Regions from separate parts of the Homo sapiens genome. Here region 1 is linked to region 2. Evidence: read pairs that join two places in POLR2A ChIA-PET (ENCODE). Cell type or tissue: HepG2. All regions are shown on one strand.

What was found. Peaks named below come from ENCODE experiments on the same cell type or tissue, not always from the same donor. Only the 100,000 strongest peaks of a DNase experiment are listed, where the experiment ranks them.
Region 1: POLR2A ChIA-PET joins it to region 2 with 6 read pairs; 1 of 35 experiments calls an interaction of 5 or more read pairs at or near these places.

The regions. Positions count from the first base shown.
Region 1 is chr11:75,977,029-75,982,028 of GRCh38, forward strand. The region is part of intron 7 of UVRAG (UV radiation resistance associated); the gene reads left to right. Among named protein-coding and RNA genes, the nearest start is that of UVRAG, 160 kb to the left of the region's middle. In HepG2, no CTCF peak of the experiment used is centred here; no DNase peak of the experiment used is centred here; H3K4me3 peaks cover 1,103 bases.
Region 2 is chr11:75,717,925-75,722,924 of GRCh38, forward strand. It overlaps MOGAT2 (monoacylglycerol O-acyltransferase 2), which reads left to right. Exons shown (of 6, transcript NM_025098.4): 1 at 1-55; 2 at 2,068-2,246. LOC105369392 (a long non-coding RNA gene) reads right to left here and starts at 361. Exons shown (of 3, transcript XR_950316.4): 1 at 282-361. In HepG2, no CTCF peak of the experiment used is centred here; DNase peaks (open chromatin) are centred at 967, 1,927, 4,007, 4,367 and 1 weaker place; H3K4me3 peaks cover 3,604 bases.

The DNA of each region.
Region 1 (5,000 bases), 260 kb after region 2:
CAGTGCTTTAAATGTGTCCCAGAGATTCTGGTATGTTGTGTCTTTGTTCTCATTGGTTTCAAAGAACATCTTTATTTCTGCCTTCATTTCATTATGTACCCAGTAGTCATTCAGGAGCAGGTTGTTCAGTTTCCATGTAGTTGAGCGGTTTTGAGTGAGTTTCTTAATCCTGAGTTCTAGTTTGATTGCACTGTGGTCTGAGAGACAGTTTGTTATAATTTCTGTTCTTTTACATTTGCCGAGGAGGGCTTTACTTCCAACTATGTGGTCAATTTTGGAGTAAGTGCGATGTGGTGCTGAGAAGGGTGTATATTCTGTTGATTTGGGGTGGAGAGTTCTGTAGATGTCTATTAGGTCTGCTTGGTGCAGAGAGCTGAGTTCAATTCCTGGATATCCTTGTTAACTTTCTGTCTCGTTGATCTGTCTAATGTTGACAGTGGGGTGTTAAAGTCTCCCATTATTATTGTGTGGGACTCTAAGTCTCTTTGTAGGTCTCTAAGGACTTGCTTTATTAATCTGGGTGCTCCTGTATTGGGTGCATATATATTTAGGATAGTTAGCTCTTCTAGTTGAATTGATCTCTTTACCATTATGTAATGGCCTTCTTTGTCTCTTCTGATCTTTGTTGGTTTAAAGTCTGTTTTATCAGAGACTAGGATTGCAACCCCTGCTTTTTTGTGTTTTCCATTTGCTTGGTAGATGTTCCTCCATCCCTTTATTTTGAGCCTATGTGTGTCTCTGCACGTGAGATGGGTTTCCTGAATACAGCACACTTATGGGTCTTGACTCCATCCTATTTGCCAGTCTGTGTCTTTTAATTGGAGCATTTAGCCCATTTACACTTAAGGTTAATATTGTTACGTGTGAATTTGATCCTGTCATTATGATGTTAGCTGATTATTTTGCTCGTTAGTTGATGCAGTTTCTTCCTAGCATCGATGATCTTTACAATTTGGCATGTTTTTGCAGTGGCTGGTACCGGTTGTTCTTTCCATGTTTAGCGCTTCCTTCAGGAGCTCTTGTAGGGCAGGCCTGGTGGTGACAAAATCTCTCAGCATTTGCTTGTCTGTAAAGGATTTTATTTCTCCTTCACTTATGAAGCTTAGTTTGGCTGGATATGAAATTCCGGGTCGAAAATTCTTTTCTTTCAGAATGTTGAATATTGCCTCCACTCTTTTGTGGCTTGTAGAGTTTCTGCCAAGAGATCCGCTGTTAGTCTGATGGGCTTCCCTTTGTGGGTAACCTGACCTTTCTCTCTGGCTGCCCTTAACATTTTTTCCTTCATTTCAACTTTGGTGAATCTGACAATTATGTGTCTTGGAGTTGCTCTTCTCGAGGAGTATCTTTGTGGTGTTCTCTGTATTTCCTGAATTTGAATGCTGGCCTGCCTTGCTAGGTTAGGGAAGTTCTCCTGGATAATATCCTGCAGAGTGTTTTCCAACTTGGTTCCATCCTCCCCATCACTTTCAGGTACACCAATCAGACATAGATTTGGTCTTTTCACATAGTCCCATATTTGTTGGAGGCTTTGTTCATTTCTTTTTACTCTTTTTTCTCTAAACTTCTCTTCTAGCTTCATTTCATTCATTTGATCTTCTATCACTGATACCCTTTCTTCCAGTTGATCGAATCGGCTACTGAAGCTTGTGCATGCATCACATAGTTCTTATGTCATGGTTTACAGCTCCATCAGGTCATTTAAGGTCTTCTCTACGCTGTTTATTCTAGTTAGCCATTCATCCAATATTTTTCAAAGTTTTTAGCTTCTTTGAGATGGGTTCGAACATCCTCCTTTAGCTTGGAGAATTTTGTTATTACCGATCTTCTGAATCCTTCTTCTCTCTGCTCGTCAAAGTCTTTCTCCGTCTAGCTTTGTTTAGTTGCTGGCAAGGAGCTGCATTCCTTTGGAGGAGAAGAGGTGCTCTGATTTTTAGAATTTTCAGCTTTTCTGCTCTGGTTTCTCCCCATCTTTGTGGTTTTATCTACCTTTGGTCTTCGATGATGGTGACGTACAGATGGGGTTTTGGTGTGGATATCCTTTCTGTTTGTTAGTTTTCCTTCTAACACTCAGGACCCTCAGCTGCAGGTCTGTTGGAGTTTGCTGGAGGTCCACTCCAGGCCCCGTTTGCCTGGGTATCACCAGTGGAGGCTGCAGAACTGCAAATATTGCAGAACGGCAAATGTTGCTGCCTGATCATTCCTCTGGAAGCTTCGTGTCAGAGGGGCACCTGGCCGTATGAGGTGTCAGTCGGCCCCTGCTGGGAGGTGCCTCCCAGTTAGGCTACTTGGGGGTCAGGGACCCACTTGAGGAGGCAGTCTGTCCGTTCCCATATCTCAAACTCTGTGCTGGGAGAACCACTACTCTCTTCAAAGCTGACAGACAGGGATGTTTAAGTCTGCAGAAGTTTTCTGCTGCCTTTTGTTCAGCTATGCCCTGCCCCCAGAGGTGGAGTCTACAGAGGCAGGCAGGCCTCCTTGAGCTGCGGTGGGCTCCACCCAGTTCGAGCTTCTGGGCAGCTTTGTTTACCTGCTCAAGCCTCAGCATTGGTGGGCGCCCCTCCCCCAGCCTCGCTGCCGCCTTGCAGTTTGATCTCAGACTGCTGTGCTAGCAGTGAGCAAGGCTCCGTGGGCGTGGGACCCTCTGAGCCAGGCGCGGGATATAATCTTCTGGTATGCTGTTTGCTAAGACCTTTGGAAAAGCACAGTATTAGGGTGGGAGTGACCTGATTTTCCGGGTGCGATTTTCCAGGTGCCGTCTGTCGTGGCTTCCCTTGGCTGGGAAAGGGAGTTCCCCGACCCCTTGTGCTTCCCTGGTGAGGCGATGCCTTGCCCTGCTTTGGCTCACGGTCCGTGGGCTGCACCCACTGTCCTACAAGCCCCAGTGAGATGAACCCGGCACCTCAATTGGAAATGCAGAAATCATCCATCTTCTGCGTCGCTCACGCTGGAAGCTGTAGACTGGAGCTATTCCTATTCGGCCATCTTGGAACCTCCCTGCCTCTTTTTTCTGGTATTGTTTCTTACTTAAACATTTAGTAGAATTCACTGTGAAACCAACTAGACCTTTTTTTTTTCTCCCCTGTTTCTGAAGGTTAGTAATTGTTAATTTAATTTCTCTCTCTCTCTCTGTTTTGTTTGTTTGTTTGTTTTTTGAGACAGGGTCTTGCTCTGTTGCCTAGACTGAGTATAGTGGCAGGATCATGGCTCGCTCTAGCCTTGAACTCCTGATCTCAAGTGATCCTTTCACCTCAGCCTTCTGAGTAGCTAGGACTATAGGTGCATGCCACCGCATCCAGCCAATTTTGTTATTTTTTATTTTTATGGATGGGGTTTCACTGTATTGCCTAGGCTAGTCTCCAACTTCTGGGCTCAAGCAATCCTCCCACCTGGGCTTCCTAAAGTGCTGAGATTACAGCCATGTGCCAATGTCCAGCCTAATTGCTTTATTATCTCTTTTTCCTACTGTGAGTTTTGGTAGATTGTCTTTCAAAGAATTGGTTTATATTAGCTAAATTACCAAACTTCTGGGCATAGAGTTGTTTATAGTGTTTTTTTATTCTTCTGATGTTTGTGAGATCAATTGTGATAACCCCTCTTTCTTCATATTAGTAAATTTTGCCTTTTCTCTTTTTTCCTTGAAGAGTCTGGCTAGAATTTTTTTTTTTTTTTTGAGATGGAGTTTCACTCTCGTTGCCCAGGCTGGAGTGTAATGGCGTGACCTCGACTAACTGCAACCTCCACCTCCCAGGTTCAAGCAATTCTCCTGCCTCAGCCTCTCAAGTATCTGGGATTACAGGTGCCTGCCACCATGCCCAGCTAATTTTGTATTTTTAGTAGAGATGAGGTTTTGCCATGTTGACTAGGCTGGTCTCAAACTCCTGACTTCAGGTGATCCACGTGCCTCAGTCTCCCAAAGTGCTGGGATTACAGACCTGGCCCTGGCTAGAGTTTTATCAATTTTATTTACCTTTTCAAAGAACCAGTTGTTGGTTTCATTGATTTTTCTGTATTGGATTTATTCTATTTGGATTTAACTGGCTTCTTGAATATGTAGATTTCTTTCTTCTGCCTAATTTGGTAAGTTTTTAAATTTAAAATTTTTAGACAGAGTCTTGCCCTGTCGCCCAGACTGGAGTGTAGTGGCATGATCTTGGCTCACGGCAACCTCCACCTCCCAGGTTCAAGCGATTTTTCCGCCTCAGCCTCCCGAATAGCTGGGATTACAGGTGCCCACTACCGTGCCCGGCTAATTTTTATATTTTTAGTAGAGATGGGGTTTCACTATGTTGGCCAGGCTGGTCTCAAACTCCTGGCCCCAAGTGATCTGCCCACCTCAGCCTCCCAAAATGCTGGAATTACAGGTGTGAGCCACTGTGCCTGCCCCTAATTTGGCAAGTTTTTAGCCACTATTTCTTTTCTTTTCGTTTTTTTTTTGTGTGTGTGACAGGGTCTTGCTCTGATACTTAGGCTGAAGTACAATGGCATCATCATAGCTTACCGCAGCCTCAAACTCCTAGGCTTGAATAATCCTCCTGCCTCAGCCACTGAGTCGTTGGGATTACAGGCATGAGCCATCTTGCCTGGCTCCATTATTTTTTCAAATACTTTTTCAGTCCTTCTCTGTTTCTCTTTTCTTTCTAGTATTCTGATGACACAAAAGTTAGCTCTTTTGGTATAGTTACACAGGTCCCTGATGTTTTGTTCATTTTTTTTCAAGGCTATTTTCTCTCTTGCTAAAATTGGTAGTTTCAGTATTCTGTTCACAGACTTTTCCCTGCTTCCTCTGTGCTGCCATTGAGCCCATTCACTGAGTTTTTGTTATTTTTTGTTCTAAAATTTCCATTTGGTTCTTTATATCTTCTGTTTCTTTGCTGAGACTTTCTAGTTTTTTTTTTCCTACTTTTTCATTTGTTTCAAGCATGTTCTTAATTGCTATTGAAGCATTTTTATGTTGGCTACTTTCAGGTATTTATCAGAAAATTGTAACACGTCTATCATGT
Region 2 (5,000 bases):
CGCAGGCTGCAGACACTTGCTGTCCTACAGTTTGTCTTCTCCTTCTTGGCACTGGGTAAGTTGGGCTGCACTGTAAGACGGGAGACCACCGCACTCAGGTGGGGCAGAGCAGCCACACCAGGTGCACACAGCACATTGATGGTGGCAAGACATTTATCCTAAAGGGGGCTTTGTTGCGCTCAGAGCCCCTGCCCAGAGAGAACTCCTGGGCCTGCCCAGAGGCTTCTTGGGGGTGGAGTGGGGTAGAAGTCACCGTCTGCTGCTCTGGGCAGGTTACTTACTCTTCCTGGCTTGCACTGTGGGTTCTCCTTTGGCACTTGGATGAAGACCAGTCTGCAGGCTGCCAAGTGGTGTGGGAAAGCCTCTGGGCGATGACGGGAAAGTTCTGGGCTCTGCAGCCTGCTCAGAGAGGAGAGATTTCCTTCTGTGCGCTCAGGGAGGAGGAAACTGGGGCTGGTAGTAGGGTAAGTGAGAGAAACAGGGAAAGAAAAGAAGGGTGGGGAGAAGGTGCAGACTGAGAGTGGACTGTGGAGTGGGCATGCTGGGTACCAGGAAACCCGGAGTCAGACTCAGCTGGGCAACTGACTTTAGCCAGCCCATGCCTGACCTCTCCAAGCCTCGACTTCACCATCTGCAGAACGGGGACAACAATGCTGGCCTTGCAGGGCTATTGTGAAGGAAATGAAGAAATGTGCTGACCTCTGCTTGGCACAGACCTGGCCTGGACCCTGGGCTGGGCTCACACTGGAGGGCATGAGCATGGCCCCTTACCCACCCCACCACTGATTTGTGGCCAGAGAGATCACCCTTGCCCAAACAATAGCTCTGCCAAAGGTAACATTTTCTAGGAGGGTCTGGATCTGTGGCTTGGGAAGGGAGAATGACTAGGAGTCCGTGGGGTTTTTCCTTTCATCTGCTGGCACCAGACAAGGTAGGAACTGCTGCTTCCAGGGCTGAGGTTCAGCCTGTACACAGATACCACTCTCCTGGTTGTTAAAATATTGACACACTCTGAACACATTGCTCAGTAGCCATCTCTCTTTCTCTCTCTCTCTCTCACACACACACACACACACACGTACTTCCTCAGAAACTCCCCCACAATTCTGTAGTGAAAAAACTCCCCCTTGGCAAAGCAGGCCCTCCAGGACCCTGCCCTAGCATCCCTTCTGGTTGAGCTGTGTCTCTGTTCTAAGGGTTTTTAGACATTTTACACATTCCTGTATACCCCCTTTGCACAGATGAGCCAAACAATCAAGGATTTGCCTCCAGTAAGGGCTGAGAAACCATCAGTCAGAGGGGAATTCCACACTAGGCCTGGTCTTAGCCCTGATGCACCCCTGATTATGGGGCGGCCAGGGGCTGGCCTCTTCCTCCCTCCCTCCTTTCAACAACAAACGTCACTGGTCACTGAAGGCAAAGGAATCAGAGCTCAGCAGGTTTGGGAACACTGTGTAGTTCAGAGTGGCCACAGACAAGAGGCAGGAGCGGGAGGGACAGGGCCAGCTCTGGGGCTCCTGGAGGCCAGGCTGAGCTACTTGGACTGTGCCCAAAGTTATGGGGAAGTCATGAAGGGCTTGAATAAGGGGAGGCACCTGGCTGGATTTATCTCTGGGAAAATGGGGCAGAGGATGAACAGAAAGAGAGCAGGAAAGGGTCTCCCTTTGCTCTGAGATCCCAAAAGATGGAAACTAGAACAGTTTATCCAACCAGTTGTCCCCATTGATTGAGCACTTAATGAGTACAAACAACTCTCCTGGGGAGAAGGAGGACAGGCAGGGGATGGAGTGAATTAGGCGGCCTGGTGCAGTGGGAGAAAGTGAGCTTTGGAGTTAGGCCTACCTAGGCTCAACGCGTGCTCCCAGTGACACTGGGCTGGCCGTAGTCCCTCTCAGGGACTTTGTCTCCTCTTTGAATGCCCCGGAAGCTGCTGTCTTCCTCCTGGGCCCGAGGATTGGACAGGACAGTGCTGCTAGTGCCAGGCCTATGGGCAGAGTTCAGTCTGAGCAATCTCACCTGCCTTCCTCTCAGACCCCTGTCCCTGACAGCTCCTTCTTCCCTCCCCAGCCGAGATCTGCACTGTGGGCTTCATAGCCCTCCTGTTTACAAGATTCTGGCTCCTCACTGTCCTGTATGCGGCCTGGTGGTATCTGGACCGAGACAAGCCACGGCAGGGGGGCCGGCACATCCAGGCCATCAGGTGCTGGACTATATGGAAGTACATGAAGGACTATTTCCCCATCTCGGTGAGTATTGAGGCTGGTTGGGGTTGGGGAGGGAGTTGGCTGGGGTGTGGTCAGGGCCAGAGTGCCGACGTCTCCATGGGAGAATATGGCCCTGCATGCACTGAGGAGGGTACTGGGCTGGGAGGCAGGAGCTAGGGCTTCCGCTACTATGTGACCTAGAGAAGAGTCCAGCTTCTCTCCGATCATGGTTTCGCATCTGCAGGGATGCGGGGCCAATATGTGGATTGATGGATGTCCAGCATTTGAAGGAGTTCTGTGGGTTATATGGTGTGAGGCATGCCTATGTATCTTAAAGGCACAAACCCATCAGCAGCCCAGGCTTGGGAGTGAAGGTAATAAACTTACAGGTTCTAAGGACCATCTAGCCTCACACTTAACATTCATCAGAAGAGGAGGCTGACACCCAGAGATGGAGGAAATGTCACCAAGGTCACACAGCAAGTTCTTTTACAGATTTCCAAGTGTGTACACTGACTGTGGGCAAAGGGACAGAGGAGAGAGCCCTGAATTGTTCTCAGATCCTACCCTGACCCTAACTCTGGCATGTGGTATATCTTTGGGCAAAGCTTTATCCTGTTCTGAGGCTCAGTCTCCCCATGTATCTAGTAAGTACACTGATTCCTCCTCCTCTGCATGCCTTCAAATCTCTGGCTTTCCGACTCCTGTCACCTCGTGGTCATTGTGGACGCTGGGCCCTGGACTTGAAGTTGTGTCCAGAGCAGAGCAGATCCCTGGATTTGAGTGAGCAGATCTTTCGGCTCCTTCAACGGAATCCCAGGCAATTTAAAGCCTTGATCTATGCAGCCAGGCAGTGATGGTTTATTGGCCAGAAGGGATAGGATGGGGAAGGCAGTGGGGACGCAGAGAAGGGACAGGCAGGGGCAGTTGGCCCTCCTCTGGAAGCAGGAGAGAAGAAAGGGGTAAGATATGGCCCGTGGAGACAGGCAGACTAGATTCTGATCCCAAGTCTGCCCCATACCATATCAGCTGTATGATCGTAGGTAAGTTGGTCTCTCTGAGCCTCAGTTTCCTCATATGTAAAATGGGGATAATGACACATACCTCACTGGGTTGTGTAGATTCAATGAGACAAAGCAAGTAAAGCACTTTGTAGGTTTTCTTTTTTTTTTGAGATGGAGTCTCGCTCTGTCACCCAGGCTGGAGTGCAATGGCACGATCTCAGCTCATTGCAACCTCCACCTCCCAGGTTCAAGCAATTCTCCTACCTCAGCCTCCCGTGTAGCTGGGGCTACAGGTGCCGGCCACCACACCTGGCTAATTTTTGTATTTTTAGTAGAGACGGGGTTTCTCCATGTTGGTCAGGCTGGTCTCGAACTCCCGACCTTAGGTGATCTGCCCACCTTAGCCTCCCAAAGTGCTGGGATTACAGGTGTGAGCCACTGTGCCTGGCTAGCACTTTGTAGGTTTTCAGTAAACAGGTAGCTAGTATTATTTTACCTCGGCAGTGGGACTCTGAGGAAGTGTGGTCGTGACCTCGAGTCTGGGGAGGACTCTGAGAGCCCAAGCCCTGCTGCTCTGACCTCCACACCTACGTAACTTCTCCCACCCCGCCTGGGAACCCTACCTCTTCCTGTCCCATCAGAAACAAGGTCTCCAGCTTGCAAAGGGGGAGGGGTAGAGGAAACAAACCCACCAAAGTTAAGCAACTTGTCTGAATTATGGGAACGCAGGGTGGTTGGGGTTCCTGCCTTGCTCCCTTCTGAGAGTCCAGGGGCCCAAGAAGGACTAGCAAAGGCTGAGCCACAGCTGGAATGCAGGAGCCTCTAGCACTGCAGTGAGCAGGGCCTCCAGGGCAAAGGGCAATGGGGGTGCTGGGCAGACAGCGGGCAGCGGCTGGCAGAGACTGCCGTGCTCACGAAGGGTGGTAGATGTGGTAAGGCGGAACATGGTCTAGCCTGGGGGGCTCAGGATGGGGGCAGTTTCCCCTGCACCTCATATGTGTTTCCTGCAGGGCCCACTCCTGGGTCTTGTCAGCAAAGAAACTTAGGGCTTGCTGAGTTCTGGGAGCAGTCATGGACGTGTCAGAGGCAGAGTCCTCATCCCCACCCCAGGACCTCTGCACTTTGAGATTCACCTCCCTTTCCTGCCTCTCCTCTCTCCAGCCTGGGCTTCCTCTTCTGTGCCAGGAAGGTCAGAGTTTCCCTGGGAAAGTGTGCTGTGGCCAGCCTGGGGACGTGTGTGTGACATCAGGGACCAAGCCAAAGAAAACCTGAAGCAGGCTCTGGCCTCCGGGAGAGCTTCAGAGGTTCTGGCTCTGGTCTCACTTCCCACTCTTGAGCTGAATCCCAAGCTCACCGGGGGGGAAAGGAAAAGCAGCCTGAAAAGGCAAACACACAAGCACAGGCCCAGACACTTGCCGCAGGGTGAGTTCTGAGCCACAGCCTGACATTCAGCGCGGCTAAAGCAGAAGGCAGGCCTGCAGAGGAGGCTGGGGAGGCCCTCAGGTCAGAGGGTGGAGGCCATTGGAGGACATTCCGCAGGACTGGGACTGCTCACCTGAAAGTTCTCCCGGGGTGTCTTCAGCCAGCCCAATGGCCTCAAAGGACAGCATCTGGCCCTCTTTGCACCTGGAGCATTTCCATTTGCAGGTCTGGCAGAAATGCTGAGGCAGCTCTGCGCCTACCCTATCAACGTCCGTCCTTCCTGCTCCTTCCCCAGCCAGGTGGCTTTTGAGGAGGATATCTCAACCTTAGTACTGTTGACACTGGTGGGACACAGGCCTCGATTTGCAGA